Regions from separate parts of the Homo sapiens genome. Here region 2 is linked to region 1. A link is an interaction called in ENCODE POLR2A ChIA-PET data of the cell type or tissue named here. Cell type or tissue: IMR-90. All regions are shown on one strand. Each heading gives the region's core, and the rest is flanking DNA. Links, peaks and the distances in the headings are about the cores only. Region 1 has its middle 25 kb from the start of GLI2. Region 2 overlaps GLI2 (GLI family zinc finger 2).

The links. ChIA-PET counts read pairs that join two places held together with the same protein. Peaks named below come from ENCODE experiments on the same cell type or tissue, not always from the same donor. Only the 100,000 strongest peaks of a DNase experiment are listed, where the experiment ranks them.
Region 2: POLR2A ChIA-PET joins it to region 1 with 13 read pairs; 2 of 35 experiments call an interaction of 5 or more read pairs at or near these places.

The regions. Positions count from the first base shown.
Region 1 is chr2:120,702,551-120,718,368 of GRCh38, forward strand. No RefSeq gene overlaps it. Among named protein-coding and RNA genes, the nearest start is that of GLI2, 25 kb to the right of the region's middle. RefSeq lists enhancers at 3,107-3,822, 6,828-7,696, 7,697-8,564. In IMR-90, for the core only: no CTCF peak of the experiment used is centred there; a DNase peak (open chromatin) is centred at 8,021.
Region 2 is chr2:120,886,894-120,902,711 of GRCh38, forward strand. All of the region lies in intron 2 of GLI2 (GLI family zinc finger 2), which reads left to right. Among named protein-coding and RNA genes, the nearest start is that of GLI2, 160 kb to the left of the region's middle. RefSeq lists an enhancer at 1-544. In IMR-90, for the core only: no CTCF peak of the experiment used is centred there; a DNase peak (open chromatin) is centred at 6,648; H3K4me3 peaks cover 210 bases; H3K27ac peaks cover 1,926 bases.

The DNA.
Region 1 (15,818 bases), core at 5,629-10,628:
CTGCTGTGTAGGGGGAAGGGAGGTGACAGTGGAAGCAACCCACATTCCTGACCTGCTGTGGGACTCTGTGTCCAGCCTTGACAACTTCCGTATGGACTGCTCGCTCACAGCTCACCAGTAACGGGGTGATGTGGGTAGGGGTGTGAGTGGCACCCCCAGGCCCTGGTGCCTGCAGACCGTGACACATTTTGGAAGAGGAAAGAATGCAGACGGGTGCCAGGGTACCCAGTGACTTCCCCCTCGAGGGATCGTGGGCAGAAACACTCAAAGTTTCTGACCAACTCTGAATGCCGACCTCATTCTGCTCCTTCCTCTGCCGTGGCTGGTTCCGTTGCATCATATATTAAAGCAGAGGCGGGGTGAGGTGGTTAATGTGCACCCACAAATAATTCCCAAGTGTCCACTTTCTGCGCATGCAGAGCCATCATCGGCTGACACCACAATGGACGGTCATAACAGGAGGGCCTGAAGTGACCTGGGGGCCGAGCCACCACTGCGGAGTCGAGGGTGAGTGAGGAATGGCTCCTTTACAGCCTAACAATTCACGGAGTAATGACCTAACATTGCTCCTCTGGGAACTGGGCCCAAGAAATATATTTTTGCAGGTAACGGCAAATAAGAGCCAACTCGGCAAAGAGGAAGACTGAATAAATCTCCCCGCCCCCAGGATAATTCACACATTTTGACAAAAGCAATCTATAAGCACTCTACTGAATCTGAAATCCCTGAGATGGGATTGAGAATGGTATTCATTGCCAGACTTATAAAGCCCAACAGATCCCAGGGGAGCCAGAAACCTGTCCCTCCCTACAGACAACTCAAAAAGGCACATTCTTCTGCTCCAAGTGGGTGGGGGCCTTCATCTGGGATTTGGGGGTCTCTTAAAGGCCTGCACAAATTTTCCAGCTGAGGCGTGATGGGGGACAACTGAAGAGAGCAGTAGAAATAACATCCCTCATCTGGTTTACTGCCAAACTCCTATTCATCCTTCAAAACTCTGCTCATGAGTCATCTCCTCTGGGAAGCCCTCTGAGCCCTGGCCTTCCTCACTCTGCAGCTGAGTCAATTCTGAATCCACCCTTTACCTCATCAGTTCTCTAGCCTTCAAGGCCATCCTTCCCTTTAATGCTCAAGGAGTAATGGGCTGAGACCCCAGGAAGGCCAGCCATTGCCTGGTTTCCTGCCCCCGAGTATTTCTGAGGACAGCTTCAGGCCCAGCTGCTGACACTGTCATTGCTGCTGGCTACATCACACATTGCTGGAGCCACCTTTTCTGTCCTGCCATCTCTCACTCCTCACTGCTCCTCGCCTCCTTGTCCCACTGCCACAGGTGGCTCCATGATTCCCCAAACATGGCGAGCACCAGATACAAACTTTTCCAGAGGTTTGAGAATGGCAGGAGGGAATTATGGTGCAGAAGAGAAAAATCTTCAAATTGGACAGGGCCCCTGCTCTATGGCCTGCTGGTCAGGCCCACCCAATAAGCCCACGGGGTGCTCCCCAGGCTGGTTTGCTGCCCTGCACCGGGGCAGCCAACCACCTGGCCCATATCCTTGGAACCAGGATCCTGCCCTGCCCCACCCCCGGCCCTCTTTCTGCCCGTCAACGGCCATACACACTGCCTACCTCATTCCCGGTGACAGGCTCTCCTCCCTTGTTATCAAGTTCACGTTCTTGGACCCAACAGTGCTCCCAGTGAGAATGACCATTTACAGTTACAAACAGGACAATTGAGCTCAGGGGTGAAAACTTTCAGCTCAGAAATAGGATTTCTGACTTTGATTTTTAAACATTCCCAAAGCAAAGAGCAATCTTTCCCCAATTAGAATCAGAAGCTGTCGGGATCTGAAAATGGGCCTCTATGGCTTCAAAAACTCAAGGTCCAAGCTTATGCCAGGGATGCGGTCCCCTCTTGGGGAGTGTATCTATGCTCTCACAGCTGTGTATCAGTCCCTCGGCTAAACTCTACGCCCCTGAGGGCAGGACAGAATTAACAACTATTTATGCATTTGCCAGACTCTAAGCACGTTATACAAGTTCACTGGTCTAAGCATGGTGTACATGTTAACGCATTTCCTTTCAAGGAAACCCTATGAGGTAGCTTCTAATATATCCGCATTTACTGGTGGGGAAACTGAGACACAGAGAAACCAGGTGGCTTGTCCAAGTCACAGGACTAGTGTATGGCCTCGTTTGGCCCCAGAGGCCATGCACTGAAGCACTCCACCCCCTCCCCCACAGAAGCCTTTATCTCTGCACTCCTGGAATCCATGGGTTCCAGCTGTGGCTCAGAACCTGGGCTTTTCACTTTTCACTAGGCCAGGCTGAAAGACACCAGGTCTCCAGGATCTCTGCCAAGGTCTCTCGGTGACCCCACAGTGACTCACTGTGCCCCCTTGTAGGTCTGCTCTGTGCCAGGCCAGGCTCCAGTGTTGTGGGGGAAGGGACAGGTGAGTCCCAGTAGAGGCTGGTCTTCCAGCAGCACACACTCCAGGGATCTGGACAAGCCTCCAAGGTTCACCTGCATTTGGAGGGGCCTCATATGTGCTGACCACCAGGACAGTGAGCATGGGAGGCTCAGCTGAGGACAGAGGTCAGGGGCCTGAAGGACCCTTCTGTCGTTGGACACCTGGAAAGGCCTTTCAGGCCAAGCCTCTGAGAGGCCAGAGAAGGGTGAGGAGACTCCAATTAGACCTGGGTTTTTTGTTTTTGTTTTTGTTTTGGACGCAGTCTCGCTCTGTCTCCAGGCTGGAGTGCAATGGCACCATCTCTGCTCACTGCAACCTCCTCCTCCCAGGTTCAAGCCATTCTCCCACCTCAGCATCCCAAGTAGCTGGGACTACAGGCTCATGCCACCACTCCTGGCTAATTTTTGTATTTTTAGTAGAGACGGGGATTCACCATGTTGGCCAGGATGGTCTCGATCTCTTGACTTCGTGATCCACCCGCCTCGGAGTCCCAAAGTGCTGGGATTACAGGTGTGAGCCACCGCGCCCGGCTGCTTCTTTCTTAAAGTAGGGAACATGCCACCTCTTGCAGGGCTGCTTTGAGCATTACAGGAGGTAATGGACACAGGGACTAGTTTGATCTGTGATGTCAGATAGGTTCTGCAACTGCGTTTTGCAACACTTTTGCCTAGTAAAGTTGGAAAACCTCTGCTGTATTTCCTGGGCTTTGGGTGGGCAGAGTGGAAAGGTAGGGGTGTAAAAGGGAAACCCTGATGCTTCCAGGCCTACTGTCCCGCCTGGCTGGTCCCTCCAGTGTCCTTTCCCTGCCCTTCTCCAAGGACAAATGGAGCACACATCCGTGGGCCTGGCAGTGCGGTGGCTGGCCGCCAGGAGCCCTTTTCCCAGCACTTACCCATTTCCAAGGCCACGGTCATTTAATTCTAGCCCCACACCAGGAACACAGGAGGAATTCAGATTATCCAGAGGAAATGGAACCCAGCGAGTCTACTGCCCAGGGTTTCCTGGCTTGAGCCAGTGTTGACCCCGGGCTCCTTCCTCCAAGCCTGCAGTCGACTGGACCCTCATGTCCCTGAGCAAATGTAGGGGTCTTTTAATATCACAAACCAAATCCTGTTCCTTGACCCTTGCTTACATTCTTCAGTGGCTTCTCACTGTTCTTGTGACACTTTTCAAAAGCTGTGGGCCCTGGCTCTGCCTACCCCCCTCTCAATCCCCACACTCTGCACCTTCCTACTTTGGGGCTAGGAACACCCTCTCCTTGCTGCCAGCTGCCCCCCTTTTTCTTTAATGACTCTGCATCCCAAAGTCAAACACAGTGTCTGGCATAGGAAAGCACTCAGTAATTATTTTAGGGGTGAATGGACTGTTTAGTGAATGAATGCGTGAATGCAGGAAAATGAGACCACAACACAGCTATTCCGAGCTGAAGCCTTTGTGGCTGCCACCACCAGGTTCCCCACCTGCCACCTCCTTTGACCCACTGGCAGATTCTCATGTACATTATCTGGTCACCTGCCACTTCCAAGACCACAGAAATGGCAAAACAAAACCAAAAGGCATTGGCAGAACTCCTGCAAGTCAATCAGCAAAACAAAATGGTTTTTCCATAAAGTACTAAAGGTCTTGGGTTCCTCTTCTAATCCCCATCTCAGTTGTGCCCCAGCCCCCTAAAGACAGTCTTGATCCTAAAGCCCAGAGCATCCCTGCTAGTGGGAAGGAGAGGAAAAGTCAAGGGAACTCAACCACTGTGAGACACTGCCAACTAGCCCTATCAAAACAAGGTTCCAGTTTTCAATTCCAAAAGGCTTTACTACTCAGCCTTGAAGTAGTGAAGAAGTGAAGGCCATTTCACAATTGGTGGAAGTAAAAACAGGTACTTAACATTTTGGAGAGCTCTTGGGAATTGCTTTTCAAAATGCGAAGTGTGCACAGACCGCCTGACCCAGCAATTCGACCCTCAGGTCTCTATCCTAAACAATTCTCCCACATCTGTGCAGAGGTGTGTGCACACCAATGGTCTTCGCAACATTCTCTGTAGTGATGGACATAGAAACAACCCTAAGTGTCTATCAGCAGGGGAATCAGCCACTACATCATGGTACTTCCTTTCTGTGGGATACCAGGCATCTCTGAGTGGTCAAGAAAAATGTCCAAAAGAAAAGCAACTTTCAGAACAACACGGATAATACAATCCAGTTTATATATTTTTTGAAAGGATGGGTAATTCTGGAAAGTGGAGGGGAAGACAATGGGAGCACTTAGAAGGTGAGGCTTCCAGGGGTGAGTGGCAGACATCTCGGCTGATGCTGGGAGGGGGAAAGGTGGAGGGCAGAGCAGAGGATCCTGGCAGGGAGAACGGAGGTGTGAAGCCTCTGAGGTGGGAGCACAAATGACCCAAATAGTGGACCTGGAGCTTGAAGTGGGAGGGCAGAGGCAGGAGAGGTGAGTGGGAGGGAGGGCTAGGATCCTATGGGACCTGTGTGTGCTAAGACCAAGATGGGGCCTTATAGAGATTGTAAACGAAGGGACGACAGGGTAAGTTATAGAATTGCTGGTGGGTAGCTGGAAAAAATAATGATAATCTCTCTCTCTTAAAAAGGAAAAGCGAAACAGAAGTGTTCTGCAGCCTGGGCAGGCTGGAAAGGCGAGCAGAAGCTGTCAGGAGGACAGGCTGCTCTGAAGCAGGTCCAGAGAGCCTCCATCCTGCCAGGGGCACTTGCTTTTGCTGCTGGTACAATGCCCATGACCCCTGGGTCTGCGGTCAGGTCTGTAATGCAGGGACATCTTGGGGGCAGACTTGGCAGGACTTTGCAGACAGGACATGCCAGAATTGAGAAAGTAGGGAGCAGAGAAGCTTCTCCTCTAAAATGAAGCTGGGGGTTCTTTTCCCCAGTGAGGCATTGTTCAAGTGAGGCTCTCCCCTCAGGGGTTTGCTTGACCCTTTCCCCATGACTTAACTGAGCTGTGTTGATCAGCTCGGTCGCCTGGGGCTGGAGAACATTTCTGCCTCTCTTGGAAGAGGAGAGACTTCCCCATCCTGACTCATTATTAGGATGTCTTGATTTTCAGGGAGTGTGGGAGCAGACACTTTTTATGCCTTAAACATCACTGAAACCACCAACTCATATCTCTTAAAGCACCTTTCTGAAGACCAACGCACATCATCTGTGGTCAGTATTGTGGATATTACACTTGCCCCAAAGGAGGAAAAACAAGGATATTATTCCTGTACACTTCTGCATTAGTAGAAAATGGAGAACACCCAACACATCACGAGTGGTCACCACCCGGGATGCTGAAGGAATCAGAGGCCTGTAACCTGGTCACTTTTTGCAATGAGTGTGTATATTGCTTTTATAATAACAAAAAAATATGGCCAGGCATGGTGGCTCACACCTGTAATCCTAGCACTTTGAGAGGCCAAGGTGGGAGGATTGCTTGAGTCCAGGAGTTCGAGACCAGCATGGGCAACACAGTGAGACCCCCATCTCTACAAAAAAATAAAAAATTAGCCAGACATGTTGTTGTGCGCCTGTAGTCTCAGCTAGTCCAGAGGCTGAGGTGGGAGAGTCGTTTGAGCCTGGGAGGTCGAGGCTGCAATGACGTGTGGTCACTTCACTGCACTCTACCTGGGCAACGGAATAGGACTCTGCCTCAAAAAAAAAAAAAAAAAACAAATAACAAAAAAAAAACCCCAAAAAAACTAAATAAAAATTGGGCCTGGGAAACCTTCTGTTTTAACACCACCTTTTCTTGCTCTTCGTCCATCCATGCTGTTCTATCTGAAGCTCGTCTCTGGGACCCTAAACCCTGGCTCAGCCCAGTATGGCTGAGCATGTGTGAACACTTGCCTCCAGGGACGTGCCCATGAGGGCTGAGAAAAACTTTCTTCCTACTCACTTCTTTGAACAGAAATGCAATTCACTCTCACTTTGCGTATGTGCTCCCTATGATTTGGGATTTGCACAAGGAATTATGGCACTCATTTTCCAGTCCAATACAAACGTGAGATTATAACACTATGGCTAATATTTAGAGGCGCCATGCCTGTGTGCCAGACACAGGGCTAGGTGCTTTTTGGTGGATTTGTGTGTTTAACACTCATAACCATCCTTTGGGGTAGGAACTATGACCTGCCCATTTTACAGGTGAGTAAGCTGAGGCACAATGAGACATTACCACTAAAAGCCTTTGACCTTACTTTTATTTATTTATTTTTTTGAGACAAAGTGTTGCTCCGTTGCTCAGGCTGGAGTGCAGTGGCACAATCTCGGCTCGCTGCGATGTCTGCTTTCTGGGTTCAAGTGATTTCTGGCTAATTTTTGTATTTCTATTAGAGATGGGGTTTTACCATGTTGGCCGGGCTGGTTTCCAACTTCTGATCTCAGGTGATCCGCCCACCTTGGCCTCCCACAGTGCTAGGATTACAGGTGTGAGTCGCGGTGCCTCGCCTCTTTGGCCTTATTTTTAAAACAAACAAAAATTTTCAAACCCCTGAAAGAATAGGATATCAACCAACATGGTACTAATCTGATGCTCAGTACAGAGTGCCCATGCTGGTGTCCATCCGACAGTCGATTTATTTTGGAAATTGCTTAGGACAATGGTTCTCAAAATGTGGACAAGCAACACGTCATCCTCATCCCTTGTGAACTTGGAAATGCAAATTCCCAGATCCCTCCAGCCCTCAGACCTATTGAATTAGAGGCTCTCAGGGTGGGGCCCAGCAAGCTGTGCTTTCACAAGCCCTCCAGGGATTCTGATGCAGCTAATGTTAATTTCAGGACATCTGGTTTAGGCTTGAATTAAAAAGAAAGCAAGCCATTCATTGTCCCTGTCCTGATTCTCCTAGGATATTTCAGAACTAGGTAATTCCTCCAAATACTCAAAGCTGTAGGTTAGGACAGTGCTTCTCAAGCCGGAAGAAGCCTCCGGAGGGCTGCTGAAACAAAGACTGCTGGGCCCCACCCCGGAGACGTCCATTCAGCAGATCTGGGGTATGGCCTGAGAGTCTGCATTTCTAGTGCGTATTCCAGGTGATGCCAATGCTACTGTGGGCCCCGAGACCCTGCTTGGAGGAGGACAGAGGTGGTAAATGCCCAGATAACACCTTGTCAAATCCAGAATGCCTCCTTCACACGAGCCTCTCTTTATTTTTTGTTAAGAATTTGAAATTTCTATCTGTGGAAGTGCCGTCTTTGAATTGAAACTCTGAGGCGAATGTAAAATAGGATTTGATACCCACCTCCAGCTAGAAGAAGTGCATTTCGGGCGCACGCCTCGAGAAGGGCTGTGGCGGCTTCTCGCTGAGAGAGCTGCAGGACTCTTTGAGGTTTCTGTTCCCTGCCCACCTCCGGCCCCTCTGGGAGGCAAAGGCATCCCTGAGATGCTGCTGTCTGCCGAAAAGGGCAGGAAGATGGTTTTGAAGAGCACTCCGGAGCCCTCAATAAACAGGCAGGAGACAGTCGCTTCACATGGGCTTTCCTCGTCATCCCACACACAGATGGCAGAGTGAAGCGGAGAAAAATGCCTGAACAGGCTCATGATGCGTCAGCCGTGGAAGGACCACACAGGGCTCTCCAGTGTGATTCATGAGCACGCCGAGGACAGAGCTAAAATCACACAGCAGGGTCAGGCGTGGTGGCTCACCCCTGTAATCCCAGCACTTTGGGAGGCCGAGGCGGGCAGATCACCTGAGGTCAGGAGATCGAGACCAGCCTGGTCAACATGGTGAAACCCGTCTCTACTAAAAATACAAAAAAAATTAGCTGGGCGTGGTGGCACATACCTGTAGTCCCAGCTACTGGGGAGGCTGAGGCAGGAGAATTGCTTGAACTCAGGAGGTGGAGGTTGCAGTGAGCCAAGATCACATCACTGCACTCCAGCTTGGGTGACAGAGTGAGACTCCATCTCAAAAAAAAAAAAAAAAAAAAAATTCACGCAGCAGGTCCCTGCTGAGGAGGCCTGGGAGCCAAGTGTCCTGGGAAAGAGAACAGACAAGAGCTGAAGGCCTACTAAGCGTCAGATGCTGGGACCTTGGTCCTATGGTTGAGAGAGGCAGAGCTGCTATTACCACACAGCTGTGTGTCCCAGGAGATGTGCTAGAGGTCAGTACAGAAGAGACAGTCGAAGGCAGAAGGGACAGGGGTGGGAGGGCCCTTGGGAACAGTGAATTTTTGAGCTGAGCTTCCTTAAAAGAAGACAGGGAAGGGGATTACAAACAGACGGGTGCCCTGATCAGAACCCTGGTCCTTGGAGAGGGTCATAAGCATTTCCCACTCTGGAGGAGACTGGGGGGATTGTGGAGCTGGGGGCCTAGGCCAGCATGGGGCGGGACAGACAAAGAGGAGAGCGACCCAGCAGCTGGGCTTAGGAGGAAGAGGCGCAAGGACTCTGGGTTAGTTGGATGTGCTGCATGAGGGAAAGGAAGGGCACTAAGGGAACTCCTGGATTCACCAATCATGCCCTGTCTCTTCCTGAGCTCCTCATTGGCAGCATAGGATTTCTAGGTTGGAAGGTTCTGGGGCTGCAGTCTGGTCCAGGGCTATGGTTAAGGGACTTGTCTTGAAGCAGATCCACTGTTTTATGATTTGAATTGACTGTTTATTTGGAGGTAGGAAAGAGCAGGGGGAGATGGAGAAAATGGAGTCTAGACTCCCCCAAACTATCTAAAGTAAGCCCTCTGCTAGGTCGTGGGATTCCCAAAACTTAAGACATTGCTCCTGCCCTCCAGGGCCTCACAATTTAGTAAGAGAGACACACCAACAGATCATCAAAATGTAAAGTGTTGAGTGCGTCAGACAGACACACATGATGGCATGGAAGCTGTTGGAGATGGGCTGTGATCCAGGAGACGGGTTGTGGTCCAGGAAGGCTTCCTGGAGGAAGTGGTAATCAGTTAGTTTTACAGCTTTCTGCCCAAGGCGTTGGGTGTGGAACTTGGCTGGTGATAGGGCTGTTTACTGAATCAGAGGAGCACGCTTGGGGAGGAAGATGTCAAGTCAGTTTTGTACAAGTTGAGTCTGAGGTTCCTATACAAGCCAAAGTAGTGATGTCCAGAAGGTATTGCATAGAAGGGTCTCAACTAAGTACCCCACTGACAGTGACACGGCTGGCTGATGGCAGAATTGAGCTTCAAATCCAAGTTCAGTGGTGTCAAAGGCCATGAAGCTGTTCTGGGCCCTTGCAGAGACAGCCCTTAACACGTGCTTGCCAGCCAAACTAGCTTTGCACCATCTGGTCCTGAAAAGCCTTGCAGAGAGCCTCTGAAGGTGATCCACAGAAGGGAGAGGATTTAATTGATAGGAACCAAAAGGGCAAAAAATGGCTTCTATTAGCATGAGCTCATGCTCTCTTGTCTGATTTCCTTCTGATGATGAGATAAGAAGGGAAGATGGCAGAATTTCAAGTTACACCCAAACCACCAAGAATCTTTCTGTCTCCAGCACCCACAGGATGTTTCAGATCAGCTCCTGCCGTTCAGCCCCAAGCCTGCCTTCGCCCCCGACATCAGCCCTCCCCGCTACCCTCCCACCATCACTCCACCCTCAGGGGCCTCCGCAGCCTGCTTCCCATGACTGGGGTGGGCAGGATCTCAGAGAAGGGCCAGGAGGCTCCGCCCAACCAGCTGCACCCCTTCAGTGTTGTGTCTGCTTTGAGGAGAGGGAACCTGAGGCCCAAGTTGCAGGGACTTAGGTTTGGCACAGCCAAGCCTCCAACCCTTCTCTTTCTTAGGTCATCAGCCCTGGATATCCAGCCAGGACAGAGCCAACACCTGTGCCAACACCTGGAGCCAGGTGTCCATCAAGAAGGGACCAGGGTTCGGGAGGTGGCAGCATACGAGCTAAGCCCTTGGCCACGTCAGAAATAGGAACTATTGTTTACTTAATTTTTCCTCTCACGATGAACATTTGGCTCCCAAAAAGTAACTTTCGATTTTTTAACAAAAACCAAATTTTTCATTTTCCCACGACTGTACTATAAGATGTTTTTGTCTCCATTTTTACCAGTGGTCTCTGCCTTATTAAACAGGAATACCCTCAGGGGACCCTATTTAGAGCTGGCATGTTGGCTGCATACCTGTCTTCAGCAGCAGGAGGCTGGCGTCTCTGCAGGAGGCTCCTGCTATGCACTCATGTGAACCACCAAGCCCTCACCCTGCCTCAGTGGGCCACCCAGTCCTGCCTCCCTCAGTCATGGGCAGAAGGTTGGTCGGGGGATATTAAATGGGCAATCGCCTTGCCAGCTTGAGCCAGTTCCCCACCCTGATGTCCTCTACCTGAACACACAGAATTCAGGGAACATCCCCGGGTTCTGATTCAGAGGGTGGGGGTATGGCCTTTGATCTGCCCCACCCCCAGTTCCCTGAGGCGTTTTAATTATACTGCCTCTTGCTATCTTCCTGCTCTGCTGGATGAGCCTCTCTGTCCTCTCCCCTGTCCCTTAGTTCCCGACACTGAGACAAAAACTGAGTGCAAATTCTTTATTTGGCAAGCTGGAAAACACCAGTGTGGTGCTTGAATTAGTAGGCTGGGGCTGCCATAACAGTGTACCCTAAACTGGGTGGCCCAACCAACAGAAATTTACCATCTGACAGTTCTAGAGTCCAGAGTTCAAGATCACGGGGTCATCAGGGTTGGCTCCTTCTGCAGGCTGTGAGGGAGGACCTGCTCCATGCCTCTCTCCTGGCTTCTGGTGGCTGCCGGCCATCTTTGGCATTCCTTGGCTTGTGGATGCAACACCTTGATCCGATGTCATCTTCCCATGGTGTTCTCCCTGTTTCTGTGTCCCAGGTTCCCCTTTTTGAAAGGCTGCCAGTCATACCGGATTAAGGCCCACCTTCATGATCTCATCTTAACTTTAACTGAGCTAATTACATCTACAACAAGCTTATTTCCAGATAAGGTCACATTCTGAGGTGCTAGGGATTAGGACTTCATTACGTAAGTTTTGGGGACACAATTCAACCTGCAACAGGGGTGAAGGGAGACAGGCAGGGAAGGGAAGCTGGTGACGAACTCTTATCAAGCAAGTCTTCATTGTGGGCAGCTGGGATCCCACGGGCAACTCTGAAAAAGTGAAGAACCTGAGGGGTGAGGGAGCTGAGGTATTTATCTACCAGCTCCCATGTGCCAGTGGTGGAAGCTGCTGCCATGAGACAATTCCCTGCGGCTTCCAGCTGGTGTGCAGGCAGAGTGGCCTCCAGTGTCCAGAGAGACCTCCCAGGCAAACACGTGGAAGTCAGACCCAGGCCAGAATGTACATAATGGAAAGGGTCAGGGAATGTGGGCAGGGTACCCACATAGCACCTCTGCCCACTGCCCCAGTTCCCAAAGCTGTCCGGGTCATGCAAGTCCATGAATACAACTTAGCAGTCCAGACCATGACACTGGGCTGGAGTGATGATGAGTCTCACGGTTCCTCACCAGCCCTGCCCAGACTTGATCAATATTCACCATCAATAGGGCCACACCTGGTGCTTCCATCTCCTTTGGGGGAATTGCACTCATAGGGCACCCATAGTGCTTCTGTCCCCAAATCTCCACAGAGGCCCTCCTGAGGCATCCCCTGGCCATGGTCATGGCCAGCTGGTCTTCCTTGCTCCCATACATATTGTTTGACACTTGCCTTTCTTCTTGGATGCGTTTCCATATCAGCATTAAGATCGGTACCATTTGTTTCAAGGGCTTTGTAATAGCCTGCCCCGTGGATGTAACATGATGTGTTTAATTATGCTTCTGTTGAGGAACATATACATTGTTTCCATTTTTGCTATTATTAGGAATGCCACAGAGGACACAAAGTACACTGATCCACATGACAGGTTTCCAGAGGTCCAAGTGTTGGTGAAATGACATCCACCTACTTTAAATGTTGAAAGAGAACCCCACATTGCTTTCCCCAAAGTTACATACCCACCTGGAGAGTAAGGAATGTCTGCTGTGAGCACACAGCATAGGGAGAGGCAGTAGCTAGAGTTCAATGACAACCGGACTTTTCCACACTGCACCAGAAGCTGTGGCAGACACTGGACCCAGGATGTGTCCCCAGACCTCCCCTGTCATATGTGCCAGCTTTACTGTGTTTTCTCGTAACTTCAGACCACGTGTGCACTTAGTAAACATCGTATTTTTCTTTTAAAAGGGAAAATTCCTGGCCAAGAAAATTTTACGTCACTTTTACAAAATGAAAACCAGTCTGGGATCCAAATCCCAGGTGAGCTGCCATTTACAGAACAGCAGGTCTGTGTTGGGCTCCGTGCAGATATTATTTTGCTTAATTTTCACCACAAATCTCCAAAGCAAGGATTAGTATTCTTCCCTTTTATGCAGATGAGGAAAGTGGGGCTTGGCATTTCCCCAGCCTCAGATCCCCTCTCCTGGAGTTCTACCCTCAGCCCAGGCCTGGCCCCTTGGACGGTCACGCCCCGGCTTGCTGCTGACTGCTCACTTGGATCTGCAGAGCCAGCCCATCCCTGGACAGTTTCCCTGAGCTGCCCACACTGATGGTCTGTGCAATCAACGTGCCCTCACATATGCCCAAACGACTCATGTACTCATTTATTCATGCAGTGTTCACTGTTGGTTCTTATATGACAAGCATTTCTGGCAGGCTCTGGGCCAAGCGCCGTGAACAAAGATAAAGTGGTGCCAGCCCCTGCCTTTGGGGAGCTTATGATCTGAGAGGGAGGTGGATACATGTAGGGGAAGACGAGAGGGCATGTATGGGAGCTTGGGAGAAGCATCTAACCTTGTCCATCCAGAGGGGAGAGTCAGGGAGTCACCAGGGAGCTTTCCAGGGGAGGGGAATTTTGTAGGGGGCGAGGGAGATGCACCCCAGGCAAGTCAAATAGTGCATGGAAAGACAAAGAGAATGAAAGGGGTGCTGCCTGGTTGGGACACCCAATGATGGGCATGTTTCCCATCAAGAGCAGGATGTGGGGAGGGGCAGATCCTGGCCATTACAGCGTTGGGATTTTGCCCTAGAGAAGAGGAGGCCAGAGCCAGGGACCCTGATGAAGGCTGACTCCAGCAGCACCAGGCCCCAGCCTGCACGGCAGTTCGGCTGAGCTCGCCTCCCCAGACGTCCCCACTCCTCAGCAGTCCTGGCCAAGCCTGCAGGGTGCCTCGTGAAAACAGGCAGAGGCAGGCGCAGGAGAGTCTAACATGCTGCCAGCCCCAGTTTTCTGATGGGGCCTCCCAGGCAGCAGGCAGCAGGCAGCAGATCAGGAACCAGCCTCCTGGGGGCTGCTGTCTCCTCAGGGCTCTGTCCTGTGCCTGATGAATGCCCGTTAGACTAGGAGGTGGGGAAACTGAGGTAGCCTGAAATCTCAGAGGCAGGCAGGGCTCCAGAAATCATCGGCAAGTCCGACTCGCTCCTGTTAGATGTAGGAACAGGCCTGGAGAGAGAAGGGAATTGCCCAAGTGCGTACAATGAATTAATGATTTGGTTAACACTATAATTAATAATTTAAAAGTTGACATGTATTGAACATTTACTTATGGCACGCCAGGCACTGGCACATTAAATGCCCCTTAGTGATGTTCTGATTCTATCATTGTCATGACCCTCTGAGGTAGGTGCAATTTAGTATCTCCGTTTGACCCTGGGGAAACTGAGGTTGAGACTCTGGGATCTCACTCTGAGAAGGGGCCCACCCGCCTGCACGGGCCACCCCAGGATGAGGTGTGCAGCTTGGGCAGGGTGGGGAGCCCCAAGCTAAGCAGGCTTCCCACATTCCATCTTGGCTCAGGCCCAGCGACACGAACAGACAGGGAGCACCAGGGGGCCTGTCTGCAAGGATCAAAGCGCTGGGTGGGAGGCTGCAGAGCAGGGCAGGGCGGCGGCTTCTGGGGCACCACAGAGAGCCACCCTGCCTCCCCTGGTCCAAGCCAGGCCCACCCTCTCACTCGGTGCCCCAGCAAAGGTCTGGGAGGATAGTGAGGTGAGGCTGTTGAGCCCCAGCAAGTCTCTTTTAGGGACTCTGCTTGCCCAATGGAAACCTACTGCCCCCAAACTTCTACTTGTCCTCCGGAGCCCCATGCCCAGGCTGGCAGCAAACTGTGGGGCAGTCTAGGAGCATCTGTGAGCAAATGTTGACCTCACCTTGAAGTGCAGGTGCAGAGAACTCAATGCTTGGCCAGACACCTGTGGCCAGAGAGTGTGGCCCTTCCTGGCAGCTCTGGGATGGGAGGCCCTGGTCTCCAGTATTCTCTTGCCCCTGTCCACACCCCACACATCCCATATAATGAATGAGGCTAGGGATCCCAGGCTTTGCAGCAGGAAAAACCCCTCTTCCTCTTCAGATTTCAGGGCCAATGAGGCACACATGCAAAATCGAGGGTCAGAGCTGGGAGGGGCCGAGGGGTTACCCCACACCGTGTGGAAGGAATCCAAAGAACCAAGGGCTCACCAAGGACACACAGACTCCCGATGGTGGAGCCAGGCCTGGAATTCACGTCCTGACTCCCAGCCTGTGCTCTGTCTGTGTCTGAGTTCATTTTCTACAGCTGCCATAGCGAATTACACAAATCTAGTGGCTTTAAATGACACACATTTTTTTAATGTCACTGTCCTACTGATCCGAAGTCCAGCACGAATCTCACCAGAGTAAAATTCAGGTATCAGCAAGTGGAGCTTCATTCCTGGGGGCTCTGGGAGACATCCTGCTTTGTGCTCACTTGGGTTGCAGGCAGAACTCAGTTCCTTGTGGTTACAGTACTGAAGTCCTCATTTTCTTGCTGGCTGTAAAGTGAGAGCAGTTCCCAGCTTTTATTTATTAATGTTATTATTTTGAGAGATAGGTTCTCACTCTGTCATCCAGGCTGGAGTGCAGTGGTGTGATCTCAGCTCACTGCAGCCTCAACCACCTGGGCTCAAGTCATCCTCCCACCTCAGCCTCCTGAGTAGCTGGGACTACAGGCACCCACCACCACACCTGGTTTTTTTTTTTTTTTTTTTTTTTGTGGAGGCAAGTTCTCGCTATGTTGCCCAGGCTGGTCTCAAATTCCTGGGTTCAAGCAATCCACCCACATGGGCCTCCCAAAGTGCTGGGGTTATAGGTGTGAACCACTGTGCCAGTTCTCAGCTTTTAGAAGTCACTGCATTCCCTGGTTCATGGTCCCTTCCTACATCTGCAAAGCCAACAATGGCTGCTAGAGTCCTTCTTAGTCATATTTTCTGACCCACTCTTGGGCCTCTGCTTCTACTTTTAAGGACTGAAGTGATTAGGTTGGGCCTACACAGATAATCCAGGATGCTCTCCCTAGCTCGAGGTCCTTAATTTAACCATATCTGCAAAATGCCTTTTGCCACATAAGGTAACTTAATCACAGGTTCAGGAGATTCAGG
Region 2 (15,818 bases), core at 4,190-9,189, 180 kb after region 1:
TCTGTGTCAGGCGAGGCACATCCAAGATGCCTGGGGCTCACGCAAGGGCTGGACGGAGAGATCCAGGGCTCAGAAGAGAGATCTGGGCCCGAGACGCAGATGCAGAAACACATGGTGAAAATACTCATCCAACACACTCACGTTTTTCCTCCGTAGGTGCCAGTGACACTGTGGGAAGATGCCTGGCTTCCCAAGCACACCTCAGACGCTGGCCCCCGATCAATGCCTGTGGTCCTTGAAAGCAGATGGCCAGATGCCCTGCCTGAAAACTCCCACATGGCAAGTGGTAGATGTCACAAGCCACAGAGCACCCCCCGCCCACAAGATCCCCCAGCCTGCTTGTGGGAGGGAACATCCCATTCTGGTGCTTTTGATCTCTTCCTGCAAATATGCAGCTCAGGCGACCTGGGAATATTCCCCCACAGTGAACCTGAATTGATACTCACCAAATTAGATCAATTCCAGCCGGAGCCTGGAGCCTGTGATTATCACCCTCTCACCGTGCTCTTTTCCTTGCTGGGCTGCGTGTTGGATTTCCAAAAGGCTTGTAATCAACAGCAGAGAGAGCTATGTATAGCCCACTCCCCGCGCTGGCGAAGCCCGGGAAGGCCACTGTTTGAGGTTAGGCTTGAGTCAACTTGTACCATGTACTTGGGAGCCATTCAAAAGAGGCGGTGCACACACAAATCATGATGGGGCTAATCAGAAGTTTGGGTATTTAGTGGGATATGTACACAGCAATCATTGTTGGAAGCGCCCTTCTCCCACAGAGGCCATTATCCCGGAGCGGGGTGCTGTTTGCCTGGTTTTGTCTGGGCCACAATTTGCATTCACTTGATGGATTGTCAGGGTCGGGGGTCTCCTCCTTGGGAAACAGTGGAGTGACTGCTCAGCACACTCTTAAGAGGAAGGGGAGCGCTAATACCAGCGTTTGCCCAGGTCCTTGAGAGGGCCCGGGGATCCTAACGCAGTGCTAGATCAATATGACAGGCGCTAAGAAGCTTGGGACATGCATTCACAAACCCCTTTTATTGCTCCACTCCAAGCCAGGGAGAGGGGAGCTGCAGCTTGGGCACAGCTAGCAGGACCTGGCCGACAGGCTCTTGTTTGTTTTCCCGGCTGCGGTGGCCTGCGGTTCAGTTCAAGTTTGCCAAAGTGATTTGGAGTGGCCTTCCCCAGCTGAGCCTTGCGTGGGACCTGTTAAGCCCCTGCTCTGTCACCTGCCTTCTTTCTGTCTGGCTGGATGCCGAAAAGAAACCTCCAGAGGGAGAAGGGAGTCGGGGAGGGGTAGAAGGGAGGCCTGTTTTGCCCGCTGGGGCAAGGGCAGCTGTTTCTCTGGGGGTAAACACTCTTAGTTGCCAAAATGCCCTGCAGTTGAGTGATGTTGCTTTCTCGTTTGGCAAGGCGAGAGGTGTTTTTGTTTTATTTTTGGTATTTTCCTGGGACATCTGTGACACCTGTTGACTCCATGAGTTCTCTCAATCTCATCGTCCCCGAGCATTAGGAACAAAGCCCAAGGGTTCCACATTCTCTCCTTTTGAACAGCACCGCCATCACTTTTATCTTCTTAATTTTCAGGGTGTTTTCTTCTCTTCAGACAGGAGAGACCCTGTGCAGTGTGATTCAGGGGAGAGTGGGCACCAGTGAGAGACACACAGGCCGTGAGGGCCATGTTCCCTAACAAACAGTGTTTGGTGTGGACAGGGCCTACTAGGGTGTGGTGGGTGGGGAGATTGTTGAGTTTTTTTTTATTGCAACCAGTCTTCAGAGCAATCAGGGATTTTCTTTTCTTTCTTCGTTCAGAAACGTGTGAGGAAAGCTGACTAGCATCGACAATGCCAGGTTTCCTCTGTTGGGCCTTCTATTCAGGGTCGCTGCTTGCATGTTCCAGTTCTGGGTCAGGACTCATGGTCAGCGTTGGCTGACATCTCAGTAGCAAGTCTTTTTTCCAGGAGAACCCAACACTTCAAAGGCTTATCAGTTAGTGGTGACTTCGTGTTTCTAGTTCTCCATGTTGATGGCTAAAATGGAGACAGTTGAGTTGTCCCCAAGAGGGGACCAAGTCTTTCCTTTTCCCTGGGGGTGGGGAGGGTAGAGTGAAGGAGGCCCAGGCTAGACGGCCGTGAGGACTCTGTCCAGAAAGGGCCCCTCCAGCAAGGGTGATGGGTTGGGCGCTGCAGGACCGCGGAGAAACAGAACGCATCTTTATCTGGTCCTCCGAAAGAAGTGCGGTGGCCATAGTCTCCTCTTTTAGCCCTTTTCTGCCCCTGTGTCTCAGAAAAGTCTTGAAAGGGCTGGAAGTCTGTGGGTGATGTTAGCCTGCTGAGATGCTCGAGGAAACTCAAATGGCTCTTTCTTTGTATCACGTCTTTCCTGTCAACTCATACCCCACCTTGAGCCAGCCCTCAGAAGATGGTTGCAAGAGACACACCTTGGGTAGTAAAGGTGGAGAAAGAATGCTTTCCAGTTCAGACAGTCAGCTCCTCCATCGAGGAAGGATGAGAAATCACAGCCTTCAGGATTTCAGGCCAGGCACAGGACTCTTAGACTTGATACCATAAGCATGATTCATAAAAGGAATGATTGACACATTGGACCTCGCCAAAATCAAAAATTTTGCTCTTCGAAAGACCCTGTTGAGAGGGTGAAGAGACAGGCTGCAGAATGGGAGAAAATATTTGCAAACCTCATACCTGACAAGGGACTAGTACATAGAATATGTACTCAAAACTCAACAGTAAAAAAGAAACAATATAATTAGAAAATGGGCAAAAAACAGAAAGAGACCTTTCACAAAAGAGGATTATATAAATGGCCAATAAGCACATGAAAAGGTGTTCAACTTCACTAGCCATTAGGAAAATGCTAATTACAACTGAGCGAGGTATTATACACACATCAGAATGGTTAAAAGAAAAAATATTCATAATGAGAATGCAGAGAAACAGGAGCACTCACACATAGCTGGTGGGAATGTAAGACGGTACAGCCTCTCTAGAAAACAGTCTGGAAGCTTATTATAAAGGTAAACATACTGCATAGGACCCAACAGTTACACCCTTGGGCATTTATTCCAGAGAAGTGAAAATTTATATTCACACAAAAACCTGTACACAAATATTTATAACAGTTTTATTTGTGATGTCCCCAAACTGGAAACAGCCCAGATGTCTTTTCGTGGTCGAGTGGTTAGACAAACTGTGGCACATTCATACCAGGGAATACTACTCAGCAGTGAAAAGGGACAAACCATAGATGCCTGTACCAATTTGGCTGAATCTTCGGGGAATTATGCTGAGTGCAAAAGCCAATCCCAAAAGGTTACCAACTATGTGTTTCCATTTATGTAACATGTTTGATGTGATGAAATTTTAGAAATGGAGAACAGATCAATGGTTTCCAGGGTTTAATGACAGTAGGGGTGAGGGAGAGGAGGGCAGCAGAAGGGTGCTCATCGTGACAGAACTGTTTAGTATCCTGACTGAGGTGGTAGATATTGAATCTGTACCTTTAATGAAATTGCATAAAACTAAATGCACACACATTCACATATATATATATATATATACACATAAAACTAAATGCATACACATTCACATACATACATACCTGCGTGCAAGTAAAACTGAGGAAATTAGAACAAGGCAGATGCATTGTATCACTATCAGTATCTTGATTCTGATATTGCACTGTAGCTTTGCAAGACATGATTGGGGAAATCTAGGTAAATCATACACAGGATGTCTTCCTGTTACTTCTTACAGCTGCATTTGAATCTCAAATTAGCGAAAAATAAACAAGGTAATTAATATATGCAATGCGAATTACGTCACGTGTCTTCACTAGCTTGTCCTCAAGTAAGCAAGCCGTGCTGTTTCCCAAGGGGCTGGGCCTCCTTCGGGACATCTATGCTTACCTGGAGGCTGGTGGGTTATAGCGAGGTGGGGGCACGGGTCCCCCCAAAGCTTGGCTTCGTGAAGCTGGTACCCAGGTAGTGGGGAGGAGAGAGGATGTGTGTCCTCCAGTTCTCCTTCAGTCATTTTCACCTCTTGGAGTTTGCATCTTGGGGATGGCTTCTCCTAATGCCTTCCCAGGACTGTGTTCATTTGTTCATTCATTCATTCATCAGTCCATTTGTCAGCAGGGATTTCTTGAGGACCCACTGGGCACCAGACGTGGAGCCCACAGAAATGAAAAGATGGACCTTTCAGCATCAGGGAGCTGATGGCTGGTGGGGAGCAGGCAGTGGCTTGAATGCCACACAGGAAGGTGCTATGGGAGAGTAGCAGGCACCCCTCACCCAGGAGTGGGTGCACTGGGCGGGGTGTCTGGTGGATAAAGAAGAAATCGGGGAGCCTTGCTGGAGGTGATGGTGCTTGTGTTGCCTGTTGAACAAGTGGGTGTAGGCAGAGAAGGAATTTCTTGAGAGGCAGTGTTGCCTAGTGGTTAAGAGTTGGCTGCCTGGGTTTGAATTTGGTCTCTGTTTAACTTCTCTTCTTCAGTTTCCTTTTCCATGAAATGAAGGCAAAAAGGGACCCTACCTTATAGGCATCGTAATGTGGATCAAACCAGTTCACATTTTTCAGGACCTGGCCCATGGTGAATGCTGGGTAAGTGTTTGATAAATTAAATCACACAAATAGATGAACGGGCGTACAGAATGTGATTGAAGCCTGGGCTATGCTGGGAGAAATCAGAGCTGGAGTACAGGCTGTGAAGGGAAGGGGGAGCAGCAAAGGGCAGGGCCTGGCTTTCCCCTGGATGCTTATGGGCACCTCTCCTCTGGGGAGCCGGCTATGCTCCTGGCTCCAGTAGAGTGGAGGGCACCACACATGCTTTCTTTACAGGGGAAGGCGCTGTTCCCTTCTCTTCCTTACTTGCCCTTTCCATGCACCCTGACCCCACTGAAAAAGCAGCAGAGAGGGGCTTTGCACACCAGGCTGTCCTCATTTACTCAGTCCAGATACCTGGGAGATTGTGAGAAGCTGGATGCACCTTCCTGGACCAGCGACCCCTCTTTCCACTGCACTCCAGGTGTGACCAATGCCAGTCTTCACTGAGCACAGTGGGTGAAGCCCCCTTCCCATCCCACCCCACCCTGCACCTTGTGACCTCCTGCTTGGCTCTGCGGATTGTGGTCACCACCTTGGACTACTTAACCCCAGCACTTTGGACAAAGCTTGACATCTGATCAGGTGCTCATTAAAAGCACTGTCCCATTGTCGGGCCCCCATCCACCTCTCTCCCCCGTCAGCCAGGGAAGGGAAGATTTGGTCTCTTTGCTCACGTGACAGAGATGTCCCCACCTTTTTGACCTGTTGAAGGTTCTTCTGGGCCACAGGAGAAACGTTTGTTTCACGAGAGGTTTCTGCAGGTGGTGGGCCTGAGCCGCCTGCTCTGGGAGGACTGAGGTTTGGGCTGAGGAACTACGTGGTCATTCGGTGGTTGATGTGGAGTTGGAAGCCCTTGTGGGACCTTGGGCAGGGCACAGGCCTCTGTCTGCCCCTTGGAAAAGTGGGTGCATAAATCCTGCTCTGTGCATAAATCCTGTCCCAGCTAGCCAGGGGCTGCAGAGGGGAGAGTTCTGGTGCTGGCCCGGTACCAGCTTGGATGGTTAGTGTTTGTGGCAGGAGCCATCATGCTCTGCCTCTCCTGCCGCCACCTCCTGACCACTTTACTGGATCCTGCACCTGCGTGTTTGTGCCTGAGGGGCTTTTTCTTGCTGCTGCGCTGGTGGCAGTTCAGGGTGCCAGGAAATTAACACTGATAATCAGTAACCCTACTTAACAAATGTCTATGGCAGAACTGGTGTGTAAATACCCCAGCTCCCTCACCCCTCAGCTGGGTCTACTCTGGTTCTCAGAAGTTCTGTGTGGAGCTCAGCTGCCCTTGCCCAGAGTGGTAGGGGGTGTGCCATTGTCCCTGATTCACCACCTTCGGTGTCTCTTCCTGATGTCCTCAGCTGCCCTGTCATCTCCAAAATAAACCACTTGCACTCACATCCTTGTCTCAGGTTCTGCCCCTAAGAGACCCAAACCCAATGGGGTTGTTGCCACTTTTCTGATAGATGCTGTGGATTTGAAGTCAGGAAGGATAGACCACCGCTAACCCGAGGAGTGACCGCCAGTGTGAAATGTGGGCCATGACCCCTGCCTGGCAGAGCTCCTGCCCCCAGCGTGCATAGTTATGAGTTATTTGACTAAGGCATCTTGCCACAGCCTTCTCAAATATCTCAGCAGCTCAGCCTGTCCTCTGTAGTTTGGGAGGAAGGCTGAATGGCCAGGAATAGCTGGGGCTTCTATTTCTTGTTTCCTATTTTAGTTTTTGTCCTTGTTGTTGGATGACGTGGAGGGAGAAGGGTGGGCTCAAGGTGAATAACCAAGCCCAGCCCCTGAAGGGAGAGTTCTTTTCAAACCCTGGTGGCCCCTGCCCGCCCCCCAGCCTCCCCTCCCCCACCTGGGGTATGTGTGTGGCTCTGGCACAATTAAGATTCTTGCTGGGTGCCCCCAGCCCCCGCTGGCCCTGCTGCTGAGCAGCCTGTCTTGAAGGATCTTCTGAGAACGGACTCCTTTTCTGGGAGCGTTTATAAGAGATTTCTCATGGCTCAGTTCCCCTATAGAAAACCAGGAATTGTAAGTCTTACATAGCTCAAGAAAGAAAGTGAAGGGAGTGAGTCAGAGCCGGCCAAGAATGAGTGAACAGGGTTGGTGGCAGTGTCTCGGGAGGAATTACCAAAAAAGAAATGAAAGGAAAAAAGAAGAAAGAAAAAAAAAAAGGAAAAAGAAAAGCAAAACCAAGTTCCCCCCAACCCCCCACAAAACAGAAAAAAAAGATAAACTTTTAGCAAACTAATGTGGACAGGGGGCCTCTGAACTCCCTGGCAAAGCAGTTGGGCGAGGAAGCGGATGGTTTTCTGGGTCTTCAAGTGCATTCTGCCTCCTTAGTCCAGGCCTTTGTGGACCTGGTCTGGGGGAATATTTAGCAAAGCTGTTTATTTTGCATAAACCCGAGTAATGACCCAGCCCTAGGGGAGGGAATTGTGTGGGGCTGACAGCAGCGTGATTTAAGGGGGAGCCACCTGACCCCTGCCCCTCCCAAACGTCCCCTGCAGAATAAACTCGCTTTCTTCCCAGCCCGCTGCATGTTAATCAATGCCGAAGGCTGAGGCCCGAGAGGCCTATTGTGGGGACAGTCGGGTCCTCCTGGGGCTTTGTGGCAGCTCCAGCTGAGTTCCTTTCTCTCTGCTGCTCACTCTGACTTTCCGGAAAGGCCCCAATCTCACCCTGGAGCTCAGCTTGCTTTCCTGGTTCTTCCCAAGCAATTGTCCGTCTCTCAGATCTGTGCACTTTTTGAAAGCAAAACTCATTAGTATATTTTTTAAATGTGTTTTTGTGACAGATGTCCCTTAGAAAGGACACCCCTTAGAAAGGATAGCTGCCTGGGGCCCGCGTAGCTGATAGCTGCCTGGGACCGGCGTGGCTCCGCTGACTCAGGCTGGGTTTCAGCTACGCCTCTGGGGGACTTTAGCCTTGAGTATACGCAGCCTGGGAGTCTCCAGTGCTCAGAGTGCCTGCTCTGTTCCCTCCTGAGCATTCTGTTCCCTTCTCACTCTCTTTCTAGAGCGCCAGTGTGGGATCAGTTCTTACTGCCAGGGGTGGGGGCTAATCTGTGTCTTGTGTCCTTGAGGACCACAAATGAAGACATGCATTAACCCTTGGGGGGGGGTACCAGTGATTTCAAACCGCCCCCCCATAAATCCCCCCACTTCCATTTTACCTCTTTCCTCCCATATGGTTTTCTTTTCTTTCTTTTTTTTTTTTTTGAGACAGAGTTTTGCCCTTGTTGCCCAGGCTGGAGCGCAGTGGCGCGATCTTGGCTCACTGCAACCTCTGCCTTCTGGTTTCAAGCGATTCTCCTGCCTCAGCCTCCGGAGTAGCTGGGACTACAGGCGCCTGCCACCAAGCCTGGCTAATTTTTGTATTTTTAGTAAAGGCAGGGTTTCACCATGTTGACCAGGCTTGTCTTGAACTCCTGACCTCGTGATCTGCCCGCCTCAGCTTCCCAAAGTTCTGGGATTACAGGCGTGAGCCACTGTACCCGGCCCAGTATGGTTTTCTTTCTAGTGCCTCAATGGGTGCCTCCTTGAGGACCTGGCTGATGGGGAGGGGAGGGGAGGGGCTCCCCGGTGGAGGCTTGGGCCACCAGGCTGTGGACACTGCATGGACCTCAGCCATCCCTGCAGGCTGGCCTGGCTTCCCTCTGTGTCAGCCTTTCCAGCGTTTGCAGCCAGCAATTCTCTCCTTGGAAACTGGGAGGGAAAAGAAAACAACAACAATGAAAAAACAACAACAAAACTAAACGTGTGAACTTGGCTGTAAGTATGGAGCAGAAAAGTTTTGCTTGGATGTGGCACTGGGGAACTGATGGAAGGAACAGTCCTTTGTTAGAAGGGGAGGAAGGGGAAGTGAAGTAGTCTCTCCTTAGAATTGGGGTGAATTGTTATGAATAAAAAATACATACTTCTCAGGGCTGGATGCAGTGGCTCACACCTGTAATCCCAGCACTTTGGGAGGCCAAGGCAGGCAAATCACCTGAGGTCAGGAGTTCGAGACCAACCTGGCCAACATGGTGAAACGCCATGTCTACTAAAAATACAAAAAGTAGCTGGGCATGGTGACATGGGCCTGTAATCCCAGCTGCTCGGGAGGCTGAGGCAGGAGAATTGCTTGAACCTGGGAGGTGAAGGCTACAATGAACTGAGATTGCACCACTGCACTCCAGCCTGGGTGACAGAGCGAGACTCCGTCACAAAAAACAAGAACAGAAACAATAACAAAAACAAAACAAAAACATGCTTCTCAGTAAGTTTCCCTGGGAGGATGGGCCCGGAACCCAGAGACACTTCGTCTGGTCACTGGTCTCCCCTCGTCTTGTAATCCCTTCCTTGCCTCTTTTTAAAAGGAAAGGTTTGAGCCCACTGTGGTTGCTATGGTTTTCTAACCAACACCTTGATATTTGCAAAGGGCTCTGAAGTCATTAGAGCTATTTCTTGCTCATCACCTCCTGGTGAGACAGATGTGACTCTCCCCTCCCATTTTATGGGTGAGGAAACTGAGATTGGAGAAGGCAGACAAGGGCCAGGGTGTCCTGGAGCTGTGTGAAGGTTCTAGGGTTGTGATTCATCAAGCCAACAGTTAGAACTGTCATAGTTTTCCTGTCCCTCTCTGTCCCTGAGTGATCTTGGGCAGGTTGGTTCTCACCTGCCTTGATGGTCTGTGGATCTCATAGCATTAAGTGTGGCTCAGATTTCTCCCTCCCTTCTTTCCCCCACCCTCTCTCCGCCCCACCCTGAGGTCAGCCTGAAGGCAGCCCCCTAGCCCCACCCCAGGCCTAGTGGGAGACTCAGACACACCAGGGGTGTGGGTAGGCGAGGGCCATGACCCCAGAAGGCTGTTTGGGGTCCAGAGGGAGCCCAGAGGGGCCCTGTCTTCCCTGCCTGAGGCAGGGTGGGATCCGGCATGTCTCAGAGATATGAGTATTAGCCAGGCCCACCAAGCTGGGGTGGGGGGGTATTGACAGTAATAAGGAGGTGGTTTCTGTTCTGAAGGGTGAAACTCTGAAGGCCCTAGTGCTGGTGTGGTGGTAACAGCAGTAAAAATTTTAGCACCACCAACAACTGGCATTTTGTTTTGAAGGTGGAAGTGTCAACAGGTCTCTACCATGGCTTCCTTTGAAAAACACACATACACACACACACACACACACACATACACCCACCCCCCCACACACTCACACACACCCATACACACACACACACACACACACACACACACACACACACACAGCCTTCTTCGGAGGCCTTGGCCCTTTTTCTCAAGGAATCCCCAGCTTGGGCGTTAATCCCTCAAGAGTCACCAAGAGTTAACTCTTGAGAAGCTCGTTTATTCATTTTTACCCTATGTAGTTCTACAGGCAGCCTCCAAAAATGCATAGTGTGTAACAGGGCTGAACAAAAAGTGGCGGAGATCAGGGGAAAGAAAAAAAGGGGATCATGAAATAGAAATTAACAAGTTGAAGTTGAGGCCAGTGCTTGCCTAGGGGCAGGGGAGGAACGTGTCCACCTCTGTCCCAGGTGGCCTGTGTGAGGGAGAGGGGCTGGGGGAAGAGATTCCTGCACTGTTCCCCATGGGGCTGCCTGCGGGCACATGCCTCTCCCCAGCACCACCCCCACTGACACGCTCCAGCCGCCACGCCCTCTCCATCACAAATGTGGCCACAGCTCCTGGTCTTGTCCGGGTCAGCCTCAGAAGTAGCAAACTCCCCGTGTTGACTTCCTGTTAGGGGAACGAGGATTCCATCCTTTGAGTCCTAAACCTCTGAAACAGCATGGGCCCCTGCTCCCTGGCTCTGCCCAGAGTTGTCAGAGATTCAGAGAATCGTCTCTCAGTTTTGCTCAAGAGCCTGAACACTACCGCTTTCCTACTAAAGGCTAAAAATAAATTTTGAAGCAATAAAGGTGATCACAGTAGAGACAGTTCTCCACTTACAATGGCTCGACTTTACTGTGGGTTTACTGGGGCATGGTAAGTTGAGGAGTAAATGTGTTACTTTGTAAGGAGGGCAAAGATTGTAGGCACAGGGTTTTTGGAGGCCAGGGGATTGATTCTGTTGGGTTTCTAGTCTCCTCTGGATGACATCACCAACCTGAAATCCCTTACCTGTGTCATAACAAAGGACACTTTGTGTAATTTTCTTAGATACTCACATCTTTACCACTCTATTCTGGAAAAAAATACCCATTTAGGCCTTGCCGTTAACATGTCTGATCTCAGGCCTGAAGATCTCTTAGAGACTCAGTTTCCCTTTCTGTACAATGAGTGGGTTTGACTGATACTCATGCTGAGCTGGTATCTTTTATCCTGTATTTATATAACATGGTCACCTCTTTAGGGTGCTAACATTTTATGAGACCTCTTTAAGGTGCTAAAGTCTCATGATATCATCCAGTAACTCTACCCCATGAAGGGACATTTTATTACTCATTAGGCATCAATGTCAGGTTCAGCAAGTCTTATCTTGATGCTGACCCTTGGGAACTGCACCTTTCTGCTTTCCACCGTTCAGAGGAGTTGATACACTGTGATTTTCAGTGAAGGGGGACCACAGGTCCCCTTCACCTGTGGTCTTTTCTTGTTGCTGTTTTGTGGAGTGGTTTCCATCCACCCCCTACTCCCTCGAAATTAGGGTTAAAACGCAATGGCATAAGGCACTGATATAGATTAAAACACACACACACACACACACACACACACACACACACACAAAATGATTGTCATAAAGAAAATCATTCCAGTCCTGTGAGTTTGGGATTATATTTTCCCCAGACATTTACTGTGTTTATAGAGAAAAATAAATATCTCTGTAAACATGTGTTGTATTTACAGTGAAAATAAATATCTAAATAAATATTAAGCTTTTAAAATTGGAGCACTCGCAGAAGGAAATGCAAATGGATGTGAGCGAGGGCTGCCTCACTTGGGGCGTGCATGCCTGGATTCGCACTGAATTGGGGTGCGTTTGTCTTTCTTTCCAGCTCGGAGTGCAGAGCCATGCTTCAGGGAGGGGAAATGAACATTTATGGAGCACCCACTATGGGCTCGACACTTTACAAAGAGAGCTTCATTTTATCACCACCCGGCTCTGGGTGGCAAGGAGTATCTGTGTTACTTTGTAAAGAGGGCAAAGATTGTGGGCACAGCGTTTTCGGAGGATTCTGTTGGTTTCTAGTCTCCTCTGGATGACATCACCAATCTGAAGTCCCTTGCTTGTATCATAACAAAGTGTCCTTTGTTATTTTCTCAGATAGAGAAAATAGATGAGGAAACTGCAGCTCAGAGAGGTGAAGCGACTTGTCCAAAATGACAGTTACCAGTTGGGGTAGCTGGATGTTGTTCTCACCCAGAATGAAAGAGCAAGTTATGGAACAAATCTGTACATGGCTGCTGGTGCTAAGACTTTTCTAAATCCAGGACCAGGGTTAGAAAAGCCAGGAGCTATGGCAGTTGTCAGCACGTGGCACCTCCAGACACAGAAACGAAAGGGTCTGCGGTGGAGTCCTTTTTCCTCTACTCCCTCCGGGAGGGCCTGGCTGCTCACGCATTTACGCCTCTCTCCAAACACTGGGTCCTTCACTGGAAACTCCTCTGAAGGACAGCAAGCCTCCTGCACCCCGCCAGGAGAGCTCTTTCCTGGAGATCAATCTGCAGAGAGCAGGCTCATTGTGAGCCATTGTGAGCCAGAGCAGGCTGCAGCTGGGCCTCATCTGTGCATTTGTGTTTTACAAGCAGGCGTCTTGGTGGGAGATGGGTTTTGCAGATCAGTGTAATATAGAAGCAAACACTTGAGGATGGGAGGGAGAGCACGTTTCTCACTTTAGGGGTTTGCTTCCAGGACTTCCTTTTTTGGAAGTATGTTCTTTTTCTCTCTCATACACACTTGTGTGTACACACACATACACACACACACACACACACACATACACACATGCACACACATTCCACCCCACAGCCTGTTCCTCAGGCTGCAGCTTCCCCAAGGAAGGCGAGTGCCCCGAGCCTGCTCCTAGCTGAGCCTGCGCAAGGCCATCAGCCAGTCTTGTCTGGGTCGAAAAGGTCTCGTTGGCTGTGTGATGCAACTTGCAGTGAACTGAGGGTGACTGTGGGCGTCACAGCAGCGTCTCAGAAGGCCCTGTTCAGCCCTGTCTGGGACCTGTATATAACGGAACTCAGTCTCACCTCTGCAGAATAGGAATGGCGGTGCCCATCTTCCTCTTTCTTGTGGCTACTCTGAGGGTTAAGTGAAGTCATCGATGAAAATACGCTTTAGAAATGAGGTTTGTACAGCGAGTGTAAAGGCAGGCTGTTTTTCTAACTGGTGTCCAAGCCAGGTGTGGACCTGCAGTAAAATGCAAATGACCCTGTTATGTGGACAGGGGCCATTGTGACAGTGAGCTTTGTTAGGATTGCTGCATCACCCACAAGCCTGTTACTGCTGAGCCCCAACTCCAGCTTCTGATTCCAAGGGCCTGGGAAGGTGCGGAGGATTTGCGTCTCTAGCAGGCTCCCAGGACATGCAGAGGCTGCCGGCCGGGGGCCACACTGGGAACTGCTGGGGAAAGTTTGCTTTACTTTGAGTTCTGAGGCAGGCAAGGCAGAAGAGGCAGAATCTCCTGGGGGTGGGAGGGTGGTTACAAAATGAGGCCCCAGCTTGTTTGCAGCCCCCATTGCCTCTTGAATGGTGGATATCCTGGCTGCCTTGCTCTTTTCCCTTCCGGCTCTTTCTTGTTCCTTCTTTAACAGAATATATCCCTTAAACCAGTGCTTCCCAAACTTCAGTGTGCAAAAGAATCAGCCCAGGATCCTGCTAAACTGCCAGCTTCTGAATCCACAGGTCCAGGATGGGGTCTGGGAGTCTTCATTTTAAACACACACCAGGTGATGGCCACTGCTGCAGCTGCTGAGAAGCAAGGACCAAAACAGGCAGTTTCCAAATAGTAAAGTCACTTCTGTTTTGCAAACTCAGATGGCATTTTCTCCATGAAGCTCTCATTACCTAGCTTGGTGACCCTGTGCATAGGATCTGAGAACTCGCTGCCTTGGTTTCCCTTCTGCACCCTAGCGATGTTAACCCTTGGCCCTATGAGGGTTCTGTGGAAGAAACAAGATGAGGGGACAACACCCAGTTCCTTTTAGGCTCTAGATAAACATTATTTGCTGTCTTCTTCTGTCTTTTACTTTCACAGCCCCTGGGTAAAATAGACAAGGGATGTGCGTGGAGACGGACATTGTATCCAAAAATCGGAGGTCAGTGATGTTGAGCGGTTTGCTCAGGATGGTAGAGGCGGCTCTGGAGGTGGCCCCACATCTGCTGACTTCCATGTTCAGGTTCAGAGTTGTGGGTTCAGATTTCAGAATGCGGATCCATCAGAGAATCTGTCTGGTCACTCACTTTCCTTTGCACTTTTCAAGAATTTGATCCTTTTTCTTTTTAAGAGGGAGAACAGAGCCCTCTTGGCTGGCAGGTGTAAATCTTCACTTTGGGGTTTGTTTGTACCAGGGTATGTTCTTTCTCACACACCCACATACTTACCCTCGCCCCCACTTGCATAGGTAAACAGCTTTTAAATGTGTATTTTCTTTCAAAATAAAGCCACTTAAGCTTTACCAAAATGCACTGCTGACATGGAATTCACATTTGGCAAACCCCTGCCATCCGTGTTTTACTGAGTGCAGACTATTGTAAATTAAGGGAAGTCACTGTGTGTGTGTTTTTTTCTTCCAGACTGTTATGGAAGCAGAGCTGGTCCTAAGTAAAAGATAAATTATGGCGGGATCTAAAGAGGCATCATTTAAAAAGTGTCAGGATACAATTGGGTTCTTAAAAACCATGCAGAGCTGCTAAATTCACATGAAAATTGAGTGGAGCTGGATTGCCTGGGGTGACAGCGTCCTTGGCATTGATTTATCCCATCTGTTTGGCCGGCCCATATGACTTGAGGCCTCTGGTGGAGAGGCGGCTTCCGCTGGGCCGGTGCTGCTCCGTGGCCTCTGCAGGTCTTCCTGGCCCCAGCCCCCAGCCAGGCCACTGGGGAGCATGAACAGGTCCAGGGGTCTTCATAGACCACTAGGAGAAAGACACCAATGAAAGGCAACATCCACGGAGTGCACATCCTGTTTCTTATTATTTGTGATAGAATCCTTGCAATATCGTCTTAAAGAATGATTCTGGACTGAATCTAACCACTTCCCCCTTGTTGAGCTTTTAGATTAGATTACCTACAATTGTTTGGTATTAGAAGTTCTACTGTGATTAAAATCTCTGTTCCAGTGCTGTTTACCACTTAGATTTTTACCCTGGAGTAGATTAAGGAGGTGAGATTACTGACAAAGAGTAACTGTTTCCAGCAAGGTTCTTCACAACACTCTTTTCAGCATTGGGTATTCTCATTTTTAAACATATACTTGTAATTTTTTAGGTAGAAAATCGTATTAATTTGCAGGAAATTCAGATTTGTTGTGCCTTTTTTTTAATAAAAAGAGTGTTGTGGAGACTCAATTTGGCAGTTGCGTGCTGGAGCCAGCTCATACCAGCTAACACCAGCTTGTGAGAGCTGGTTCTACGCATCTCTCCCAAACTATATGCTCAGTGTCTTCTCCTTGGTACCTTGAAATCAGCCACAGTGAGAGCATTTACACCATGGAAATTGGCACATGCTACAAGCCATTGACACCCACCCCCCCCCACCCCCAACCCCTTGCCCCATTGCTTCCCCCAAAAGCTGGTTGTTAACATGTGTCAGCATACCACTGCAGCTATTTAACAACCGGCTATAGAGGACTTGCTGGGAAAACACACAATAATAAGAAAAGCCTAGGGTCCAGTGAGAGAAGAAGCAATGGTGGTTAATATTATAATAATTGACACTCTGTGGCCAAGGGCTGTATCTTTGCAGTACTCATCGGGTGTAGTGGGAGGGGAAACAGTCCCTTCAAGGTTTGAGTATTTCAGGAAGGCTTTGCAGGAGAATTAGAGCTCCAGCCAGATTCCCCAGAGTGTGCAAAATAAGGAGGGAAGGGGGAATGAAGGCTGGAGGTATGGTGTGCTCATGGGGGTGTCAGGAGGCACTCATTCCTTGTTGTAGATGATGGCCAAAATAAAAATTCCAGCTGGTGCTGTGAACCTGAACTTTGACATTAGCCAGAGCCCTCCAGAGGCTGTGCTGCCCCTCGCCGGGTCCCTCCTGGGTGATGGCCATGATA